2 separate regions of the Homo sapiens genome follow, and region 2 is linked to region 1. A link is an interaction called in ENCODE POLR2A ChIA-PET data of the cell type or tissue named here. Cell type or tissue: PC-9. All regions are shown on one strand. Links, peaks and the distances in the headings refer to the core of each region. The heading gives the core; the rest is flanking DNA.

Region 1 (5,389 bases), core at 118-5,117:
AGAAAGTATCTTCTTTACTTTTATATCCCCAGTATCTGACATGCAGTGTATGCCTAATAAATGCATCCTGTTTTTGAGTAGTATAAAATTTATATTTTTGCCCCTTTGTTTAATGTTAGAGATACTTTTCCATTTATTATGTTGGCTAGCTTAATGTAATTATGATGTAAGATTTTGATCAAATATTTTATATAAGTACAAAGTGGAGTAAACAGTGAAGGGGGTCGTGAAATTCCACATTAACTTCAGATTTAAATATGCTATATTTAACTTAATTTATCCAATTTTACCCTCTGCAAGCCTTTTAATGCTGCGTAAAAAGTTGCCTATGTATGGAACGGCCAGCCGATATGTGCAACTCTATTAGCTTTTCCCTATGTACAGTTTTAAAGCTATTTTCCCTTTAGTGAGCATTAGAATTAAACAACAAATTTCATTAACAGAATTGCCTACAATTATATACTAATGTTATTTTCTATTTTTAGGTAACATAGTTTTATATCAAGAAATATTTAGTTATTTGGGGATTTAGGTACAGATTAATGTATGAAAAGGAGAAATCCTAAAGTTTAGAGGAATGATTATTTGAGGTTAGTGATGCATGTAACTTTCATTAGAATGAGAATCTGTGATGTTAAATACTAATGGATGTATCAGGATTCCAGCATGAACTTCATCACATTTTACTGTAGCTGTAGAAACATAGGCTAATCTCTTATCTTCCCTCTACCTTGGTTTTCGTATCAAGAAAGCTGGGATATTAGTATCTGCCCCGCATTCCTGTTTACCTTCCACATAAGGCTGCTCCATGCATTCATTCAACACACACATTTGACCCTGTGCCAGGCATTCTGTAAGGTGCTGAGATGCAATGGTGAACATGACATGGTCTCTGCCCTAAACGAGTTTATAACAACTAAACCCTTTGTTAAACATCCAGATCTGGGGGTTTAAAATAATAATGGAATCTTTCTCTAAGGTGGCATTGTAGGTTTCTGGCTTCTTAATTTTTGCAAGAAAGAGATTAGTAGCATTAATCACAAATCCAAATAGAGGAAAAAAACAGACAGAGATAGTTAAAAATAAAATTTTAAGATTTTGGAAGGCAAAGTATCTAAAAAAGAGTGAAAATGGTGCCAAATAGAATAAAATCAGTTAACACATGTTCTAGTAACTTATCATTCTTCCTAATTTGTTGCCTTCAGGGACAGTCATTTTAAAATGTAGGTATCTGCCACATTAATAACACTGCATCCATAAAAATATTACTTTATAAAAAATTTGTTTGGGAGATAGAAAAGGGTTTTACACTTACACAAATAGGTTATACTCGAAAGAGCATGAAACTGGGAGTCTGAAAATGAAAGTTGTTGTTCTGGCTCTTCTTCTAACTGGCTTTGTGACTTTGGAAAATTTGCTACTGCCAATTGAAGAGCACTGAGAAATGGGAAGAACACATTCCTGATATTTTATTTATTTATTTATTTATTTTGAGATGGAGTTTCGCTCTTGTTGGCCAAGCTGGAGTGCAATGGCGCAATCTCGGCTCACTGCAACCTCCGCCTCCTGGGTTCAAGCGATTCTCCTGCCTCAGCCTCCAGAGTGGCTGGGATTACAGGCACCTGCCGCCACGCCTGGCTAATTTTTTTGTATTTGTAGTAGAAACGGGGTTTCACCGTGTTAGCCAGGCTAGTCTCAAACTCCTGACCTCAGGTGATCTGCCCACCTCGGCATCCCAAAGTGCTGGGATCACAGGCGTGAGCCACCGTGCCCAGCTGATATTTTAATTTTTTTTTAACGGGAAATGTTAAATTTCTCAATGTCAGCTTGCTCCTTTTTTTCAGGAATCCAAAACATAAAGTAAATTCCCATTACACAATTTATTAAAAATAGCAAATTTCAGAAGGAAATGTTTAAATAAATGGCTATGCACCACGAGTATTTCTCAAATGTATTTTTTATGAGGATAATATAGATGATATATGTGACACTGACAGAAGCTACAAGCCACTAGCAATTTTCAATTGCTCTTGGGTGAAAATCCTCAATGATTTTAAATCTCGAATTTGAGTTTATGAAGATCCCAAACTTCTTACCCATTTCTAAGCTTCTAAGTGACACAGCCACACTCAGTTATCTGGTTTGTGAGGCAAAATTCATCAGAGACTGGAATCGCAGTTTCAATAAAAAAAGAGACCGCAATGGCTGGAGGTCCCAATCTTTGCTTTCCAGCAGGTAAGTCTCTCAATCATCTGGGTGCTTCCCTAATCAAAGAAAGCTAGAAAAACCTTCTTTAAAACTTTGTTCAAATATTGTCACTTATTGAAATATCGAGATTACCTATAGAATGACAAACTATAATTTATCCTTTTGGTTTTTTCAATATAAGTTTTGCAGATTGTCCCTATGAATGGCTGTAAGTTCCCTAAGTGACTGTTGGGTGTAAATTTTGTGTTCATAGAAAAAAATTGGCTTCAAACATCTGCCTTCAGCTTCATAACAATCACTTCAAAACAATTTTTTTAATTATGTTTTAAAAACATAATATTTTCAAATTATAGTTTACAAAGTGTTTCTACATACTATTTTAGTTTCCGTTGTAAAGTTTTTAGTTATAATAAAACACAAATTAAAAAGGTGTAGTTTTCTCACAGATAAATTTATATCCTCATATATTTTTAGGAAACAATATTAAATATAAACTTAAAAGGCTTATTTATTTGAACTCTAAGCCAATTCCATAATTTGTGCTGTTTGTAAATTAAGATTAACTAAAGTTAAATAACTTACATTTTGTGAAGAAAATCAGTTTCATTAGACAGTTTTGAATATTTTAGAGTCTTGTTCAAGATCATTAGCCCATTAAGGAGCACAGCTAAACCTCTTATTCCTGTCCTTCAAGTCTGAGCCTGAGTTTTTCCCCAGCATAATGCTGAATATCTGTATATTGTCTGAAAGAGTTTGAATATTTTTTTGAATATTTATTCTTTCATTGACAGAGAATTTTTGGAGTCACGTCAAGTAAAAAAAAATATATATATATATATGTATATAAAACCTTCACTAATATCACACACATTTGTGATGCTGGTGGAGGTTGTAGAGATCTGAAAATTCTTATTATCAAAAATTCGTATTTTGTCTTCACCAATTTTATATCTACTAAAATTAAGATCATGATTACTGAGAAAATATTCAAATGATTATTTTGTCTTGACAGACTGTTAATTCAAAATGCAGGAGAGTAGTACTCAATTATTTTTAAATTATTAATATTATTTATGTTACTTGCAACATTTCTATCTGATAACCAAGTTAAATATCATACAAGTCTTTCTTTCTCTCAGCTTAAAAGAGAGGATATAACTGCATTCTATGGCATCTGGAACCTCAGTTCTAACAATTTTTGTTTTGAAAGGGTAGGGAAATGAGCATACTGACTTATGCATGATAGGAAAAAAAAGAGAAGTAAGAAAAAAATCCTAAGTAAGGCCTGGCACAGTGGCTCATGCCTGCAATCTCAGCACTTTGGGAGGCTGAGGCGAGTGGATCACCTGAAGTCAGGAGTTCGAGAACAGCCTGGCCAACATGGCGAAACCCTGTCTCTAGTAAAAATACAAAACTTAGCCAGACACGGTGGCAGGGCCTGTAATCCCAGCTACTCAGGAGGCTGAGGCAGGAGAATCTTGCTGGAACCTGGGAAGCGGAGGTTGCAGTGAGCCAAGATCGTGCCACTGCACTCCAGCCTGGGCAACAAGAGCGAAACTCCATCTCAGAAAAAAAAAAAAAAATCCTAAGTAAACATTTTAAAATAAATATATTACCATATGTCATCAATTTTGCCTCACATTTAACATCTCTGAAATTGGAATTAGTCTTACATTTGATAAGCATATCAATTTAATTGGTAGCATTGTTTTTTCTTAACATGTTCTTAAAAATGGAATGTCTTACCATAAATGACATCCCAAAATCAAAGATTTGGAGATTCTTTCTTTTCAGCTAGAAATACCTAATTTTAAAAATACTGAAAGTGAAAGAGGAAAATATTTCTGTCACAGCCTAGATGCAATTTTTTGCATAAACTTTGGCTGATTTGAGGAACTCATCCAGTCAGTTTTCCTAGCTAAATCTGCACTATTCTCATTACCTACATGTTAAGTGTCTGCACTTTTACCAGAAAATAGCCAGCTTCACCAGTGAGCTTTAAAAGCCAGATGCAACATTAGAGGTCAGTTAGACCATCTCCATTTTAGTTGGTCTAGAGAGGAAAGTGTTTGCCCAACATCACATCACTAAATAGCAACAGAGGCAATGAAGAGCCTGAGTCTCACGACTCTTGCATCAGGTCTTTTTTCCATTACAGAGAGCTATGCAGACTTTGTGTTAAGCACTGTCCCTTTTAGGCCTTTTTCTAAGATAAAAAATTATTGTCACTCTGTCATTTATTATTCCTGAGTGTTTATAACTTAATGGAGTGGGTAAAGGGTAACCTGAAGAACGTATTATGTTTTACAGACTTACTTATGAGCCAAGCTGACTCACGACTTGCCTGGAAGAACACCATTATTTCAATGGGAGAAGATTTTAGGCGGTGTTGTCGGCAGGCACGCATGGTCATTTCATGGTGTCAGAACTAAGGCCCCTTTATAAAATATCCTGCTAAATCTCTTAAATGTATGTGCTCTGTCGCGGTGAGAAGAGAAAGTAAAGAAAATGTAGCCGTTGAATTAGTTTGTAAATCCTTTAATTAAGTCCTTTATTTTAAATTTTTGTTCAAAGGAGACTGGAGTCTATTTTGAGTATTGCCAATCAAGGTATTAGGGTAAATAATTAAAAATTCCTAGACAATATCAAGATTTACTCACAAACCTAGTACCTTTGTGAATTTCTAATTGTTGGATCAACTATCCATAAGTCAGATGTTAATCATAAATTTGCAGGTTGAAGAGAAATGTCCTTTACACCTGAGTTGTTTTTTTTTTGTTGTTCAACACCAGACTTCACATGCAGATAGTTTAAAAGTCTTATTGATTAATAGGTGCATGAGATCAGATACTGGCTTACATTGCTTCTCTTTTTCAGCCTAACCATCTCTAACATTTATACATCTCATAGAAGTTTGCTCTTTCTTTTGTAGATAAATGATTTTCAATCTCTTTTTTTCTACCCCAGCCCACATGAGAGACTTTTTTCACAATAAAAATAGCTCATTGCAACACTGATTCCTACTAATAAAAACATCTTTCTTCATCTTAACAGGCTTCTTATTAAACTCTGGTTTAAATATAATTAAGCCAGTTTTTCTTTATTGCTGGAATTTCAGAGCCTTTAATGTGAATTGGAACTCTAACACCTCTTTAAAAATATACAATATATCCCAAACATA
Region 2 (5,389 bases), core at 248-5,247, 130 kb after region 1:
TCATTATTTCCTTCTGTCATCATTTCGTTAAAAAAGCATACACACATACATTAAGTGTGTGTGCATAGGATAGTTTTTAGCCTACATTGAGAAAAAGGAAAAAAAACAAAGCAGTAAAGACTTTCTAATAAACCAGAACCAGTGTATTACCGGTCTTGTTTATTTATCAGTGGTTCTTTCCTTTTTCTTTGTCGTTTTAGTCAAGTTCAGCGAATAATTTACATACAATAAAAATTCCTTCCTTTTTAGTGTGTAGTTCTGAGTTTTGACAAATGTGTAGTCTTGGAACCACCACAACAATCAAGATACAGAACAGTTCCTAACCCCCAAACTTCTCAACCCCCGTTTCATGCCCCCACCAGCCACTGATTTGTTTTCTGCCCTTGTAGTTTTGCCTTGTCAAAAATCTTATATAAATAAGATCATATAGTAAGTAGTTTTTTGAGTCTCCTCAAACATACTGTTTATCCATTCACTAATTGAAGAACATATGAGTTTTCAGTTTTGGTGGGTGACAGTAAAGTCACTCTAAACATTTGTGTACAAGTGTTTTTTTTTTTTTTAATGTATGTGTGTGTATTTGAACATAAGTTTTTGTTTCCCTCGAATGGACTTTCTGGGTTATACGGTGAGTGCATGTTAAAATTGTCAAACTGTTTTTCAAAATGGCTGTACCATTTTGTATTCCCACCAGCAATGTATGTGAGCTCCAGTTGTTCTGCATCCTTGCTGGCATTTGATATTTTCAGGACCCATTTACTTTTTTTAATTTTAACCATTTGAGCAAGTGTGTCATGATATCTTATTGTGGATTTAATTTGTATTTCCCTAATGACTCATGATGTTGTGCCTTTTTTCTTGTGCTGATTTGCTATTCTTATATTGTTTGTTGAAGTGTTTGCTTTAAATTTTAGCTCATTTTAAAATCGACTATTTTCTTATTATTGAATTTGGGAGTTCTTTACATATTCTGGATACAGTTCTTACTAGATACACAGTTTGCCCATGTCCATGCTTTTAAAAACCTTAGTTCAATATCAGAATGATATGGGGATCCAAACACCTTCCTAGCCCTACTTGATATTAGCTAAATCTCTTAGAGATGGTTTCAGGAATCTGTAGTTTTTATATACAGACTATGTACTCAGACTTATGCAATTACATTTGGAAAATTACAGAATGAGTATACTGTGGCCACCCCAATACAAGGATCTTCTCCTAATTTCTTAAGTTTTTGCAGTGACAGCTCATTTATCTGATAAAGAATGAGCAGTAATCCTCTCTAGTAATTCAAATTTGTTGCAGGGACCTGCAAACTACTGCCACTTGTTTTGTATAGCAAGGTAGCTCAGGATGGCTTTTACAGTGTTTAATGATTCAAAAAAAATAATGTTTTGTGATGTGAAAATTGTATGAAATTCAAATTTCAGTGTCTGTAAGTAAAGTTTTATTGGAACATAGCCATACTTATTCATTTACATATTGTCTTTGTCTGCTTACATACTGTAGAGGCAGAGATGAGTAGTTGTAGCAGAGACCACGTGATTGGCAAAGCTTAAATTTTTTGCGACCTGATACTAGACAGAAAAAAAAAAAAGATTTGTTTTGGAGCCATTTTCAATGAAACTTTTAAAAAACTTTGTTATTTAACCTTTTTTGGACAGTTCAGTTATCGGTATAAACACTGTTTTTCATAACTTTGCTTTAATATAATGATGCCCTTGGGAATTATTGTTGATTGAACTCTTATGACAGCCTATTTAATTTTTGAAGTGACTTTAAAAAGTACAGAGTTAAATCATTTTTCTTTCTCTCTCTCTTTTTTTTTTAAGACGGTGTCTAGCTCTGACGCCCAGGCTCGAGCGATTCTCCTGCCTCAGCCTCCCGAGTAGCTGGGATTACAGTTGCCCGCCACTATGCCCAGCTAATTTTTGTATTTTTAGTAGAGACAGGGTTTCACTGTGTTGGCCCGGCTGGTCTCAAACTCCTGACCTCGTGATCCGCCCATCTCGGCCTCCCAAAGTGCTGGGATTACAAGCATTAGCCACTGCACCCAGCCTCTTTTTTTAAGAAGAAAAAAAAATTACACTCCGGTAAATTTCTGGGGACTTTCAAAATCAAATGTAGGTAGAAATCTTATGTAAAGTAAGAGTATGCCGTATGCCAGCTCTGAGTAAGGGTCTGTGGGGCTTTCAGAAGTTCATGAGTATCCAACAGATTTAACCACCTTAAAATGTTTCCTTACGTTTTTTTTTTAGCTTATATTATTGGTCCTGTTTAAAACTTATTACAGATATTTGTGTGAATGAAGTATCATTTCATCTTTTTAGAAACTTGTATCAGAGGTACCTAGGCTAATTTATCACCAAATTTTTCATCTTGCCTGATGAGCATTTCCAGTCCTGATACAGCTCCTCAGTGACCAAATACCAGGGGAGTCTCCCCTGGACTTTTTTGGCTTTTGTTTTTCCAATGAGTCATAAAGGCTTAGTCATTTTCCATTAACTTTAGGAGTTTTAACTGCATATAGTAAAACTATGAATGACTTATAAGGATATCTTTCCCTCTTCACCGCTTCCCCATCAGCAACAAATTCTGTTTTGTTTATTGACTATGGAGGAGTCCATGATTGACTTTAAGTATTATATTCACTAATTTTTGAGTAGCATCTTCCCACCAAATACTTTGAAAATATTAGGTTTTTCTTTTATATTATGAAGGTCTGTGTAAATATCGAATACAAGAGTTGACAAATACTGTGAAAGACTCTTTTTGTCTAGATGGGAGTCCTGACGTAGAAGAAAGAGAAAGATAGGGGCTCACTTAATGGTCCACGTTCTTCCCATCTGTACATCTGGAGTTTGCCTTAATATCTGGGCCGGTAGCTCTTTTGGAAAGGGCTATTCACTCTCAATGTCTGCATTTATAGATCACTTTCTGGCTTTTCCTAGAAAATATTTTCAATTCTGTCAGTGATTGCTGGATTCTAAGTTAACATGTTTGCTTCTGTTGTTTTCCCAGCATTCTCTGGTCAGACTTCATTATTTCAAATTGGTCTTTGGTGGATCCACAAATCATTCCTTCTTTTTATAGTTTCCCCATTGAAGCTCCATAGAGCTAATCTTTGAAAGATCATTTTACTTTTACTTTTTGTTGTATGAGTTGTTCCAGCTCTCAAATTTCTATAAGAAGTTGATTGGTGTTGTGATTGACAACACCTGAAGTCAGAGTGGTCTCCTTTGGAGGCAACAGTCTTACTTGTTTAAGGATTAATTTTAATTATATAAGATGCTGGTAATTTTTGTACACGTTCCAGTAAAGTGATATGGTCATTTTGTTGCTGTTACTAGAGTATTCAGTTAGTTTCTTAGATAGTATTGGGTTCCATCAGAATTTTTATGTGTGCTATTTTCTCTTTTAAATTTATTTTTAGATAAAGGGGGGAAGGCTCTTACACAGTTTAAACAAGTCAAACATAGCATGTATTTTTAAAATTCTTGATATAAGGGGAGACAGTTGTGAAGAATCTGAAAGTTTTGGGTTGGAAACAATGAATATACAGATTGCAAACTTGTCATGGTTTATATTGAAAAGAGGAGAGAGCATGAGCAAAAGAATGAGCTGAAGCCTTTTTGCTTTGGGGATGATATGTTCAATTTGTACTTATTTTAGAATGGTCTCTTTCAGGTTCATATGGTGTATTAGAAGTTAACACTGGTTAAAAATATGCAGTGCTACGAAAAACAAATGTATCCTTCAAGGGAGTTATGATATAAAATTTTCTAAACCATCTAAATAATTTTGACTCTATATAAAAAAAGTGAGGCAAGTGATTCCTTTATAGCAGAAAAGGATTTGGACAGAATCTTGTCTTCCTGTTCCTAGATACAGGCTGCCCCTGATTTTCTTTCATTTCCTCTGCAGAGGGTATTACATGATAACCAAGCAAACTGTAGGTTGTACTGAAGCCAATTTCAGTAGCAATCATAGAGAAATCTAGGGCATTTAGAACGCGTTGCAGATGAACATAAAAAATTTGGTGATCTTCAAGAAGCTTTCTGAATATGGAAAGTGTTGACTTTCCCAGGCTGTACTCTGATCATCTGGCCCCAGGAAAACCTTTTAGTAAATGTTACAGTCCACATTTGTATTCACTGGACAGTTAGTGACTGATAACATGGTCTCCATTTACTCTGATACTGAAGACTCTGTGAGAACTATTAGTTGAAACAGGAAAAGCTCACCTTTTTAAAAGGCACCAGGTTGAACAAAAGGTTAAAATGTACTTGTGGTGAAAGATACTATACAGTTGGATATAAGCAGATTGTTGTTATCTTGGATGCTAGAAATAGTGAAATCAGCAGCAGCAATGAAGAAAGCAATATTTGGTGTAGGTGAAAGTTAGCATGGCAATTACCCTAGATGAATAGGCTTCAGTTATTACATTTTTACATGATGTATAATACTTGTATCCAAAAGACAAATGTCTATCACTTACACTAAATCAACTACATTTCATTCTACCTTATTTTTAAGTTGGATAGATTCTTAAGAGGTAATTTAATCTGTCTCCTCACAGGTCAGGACATGAGGCTCTGATTTGGAAGGTGACTTGTCAAAGTTCATTCACTTGACAAGCTGCTGACAGAGCCAAGACTAAAATTCTGACAGGTATCTGTAATTAAGAGGGCTCTTTATACTATAATTTGCTTGCGCCTTATATACTATCATAAAGTCCTTATATTTCTGTAAATTGGGCAAGTAAATCTATATTTATTACATTTCAGATGCTAAAGTGTCATGGAGATTTAGCAGAAAGCTTTTACTACAGCAACTCAAAATACAGAATTAGGAAACTACATTTAGTTTTAGCTATGCCAAAAAGTTTTAATCTGCATGTTAATATGTTGGTTAGATTTTGGCTGGCTACACTTCTACTCAACAGTTTTCCTTCATACCCTTCTTGATGGTGATAATTTGATGATTCTTCTGTCTCAGTAAACTATAATTACATAATCTTCACATAGAATTCTACTTTACTTTCTAATCTTGGACATTCAGCTGAAAAAGTTTGGAGTGGCGGAGCTTATTAAACATTTTAGACATTCTGATTTCCCCTTAACTCAGGCCTACAATGTGTATAGGAAACATATTCTCCCTCAGGCGGACATATGAGGTTAGAAAGAGCTTTAGACGTGCAGTAAACTATTGATTATATTGTTATTCCTTGCCAGGAAACATTGCTTCAGATTCTATTTCTTTTTCTTCTAGAGACAGGGTTTCACTCTGTTGTCCAGGCTGGCGTGCAGTGGTGCAGTCATAGCTCACTGTGGCCTCAAGCTCCTGGGCTCAAGTGATCCTTCTGCCTCAGCCTCCTGAGTAGCTAGGA

Evidence for each region. ChIA-PET counts read pairs that join two places held together with the same protein. Peaks named below come from ENCODE experiments on the same cell type or tissue, not always from the same donor. Only the 100,000 strongest peaks of a DNase experiment are listed, where the experiment ranks them.
Region 2: POLR2A ChIA-PET joins it to region 1 with 5 read pairs; 2 of 35 experiments call an interaction of 5 or more read pairs at or near these places.

What each region holds. Positions count from the first base shown.
Region 1 is chr3:191,202,413-191,207,801 of GRCh38, forward strand. The region is part of intron 1 of OSTN (osteocrin); the gene reads left to right. Among named protein-coding and RNA genes, the nearest start is that of OSTN, 5.9 kb to the left of the region's middle. In PC-9, for the core only: no CTCF peak of the experiment used is centred there; no DNase peak of the experiment used is centred there.
Region 2 is chr3:191,335,584-191,340,972 of GRCh38, forward strand. The region is part of intron 1 of CCDC50 (coiled-coil domain containing 50); the gene reads left to right. It also overlaps a transcript of UTS2B not described here. Among named protein-coding and RNA genes, the nearest start is that of UTS2B, 7.8 kb to the left of the region's middle. In PC-9, for the core only: no CTCF peak of the experiment used is centred there; a DNase peak (open chromatin) is centred at 2,478.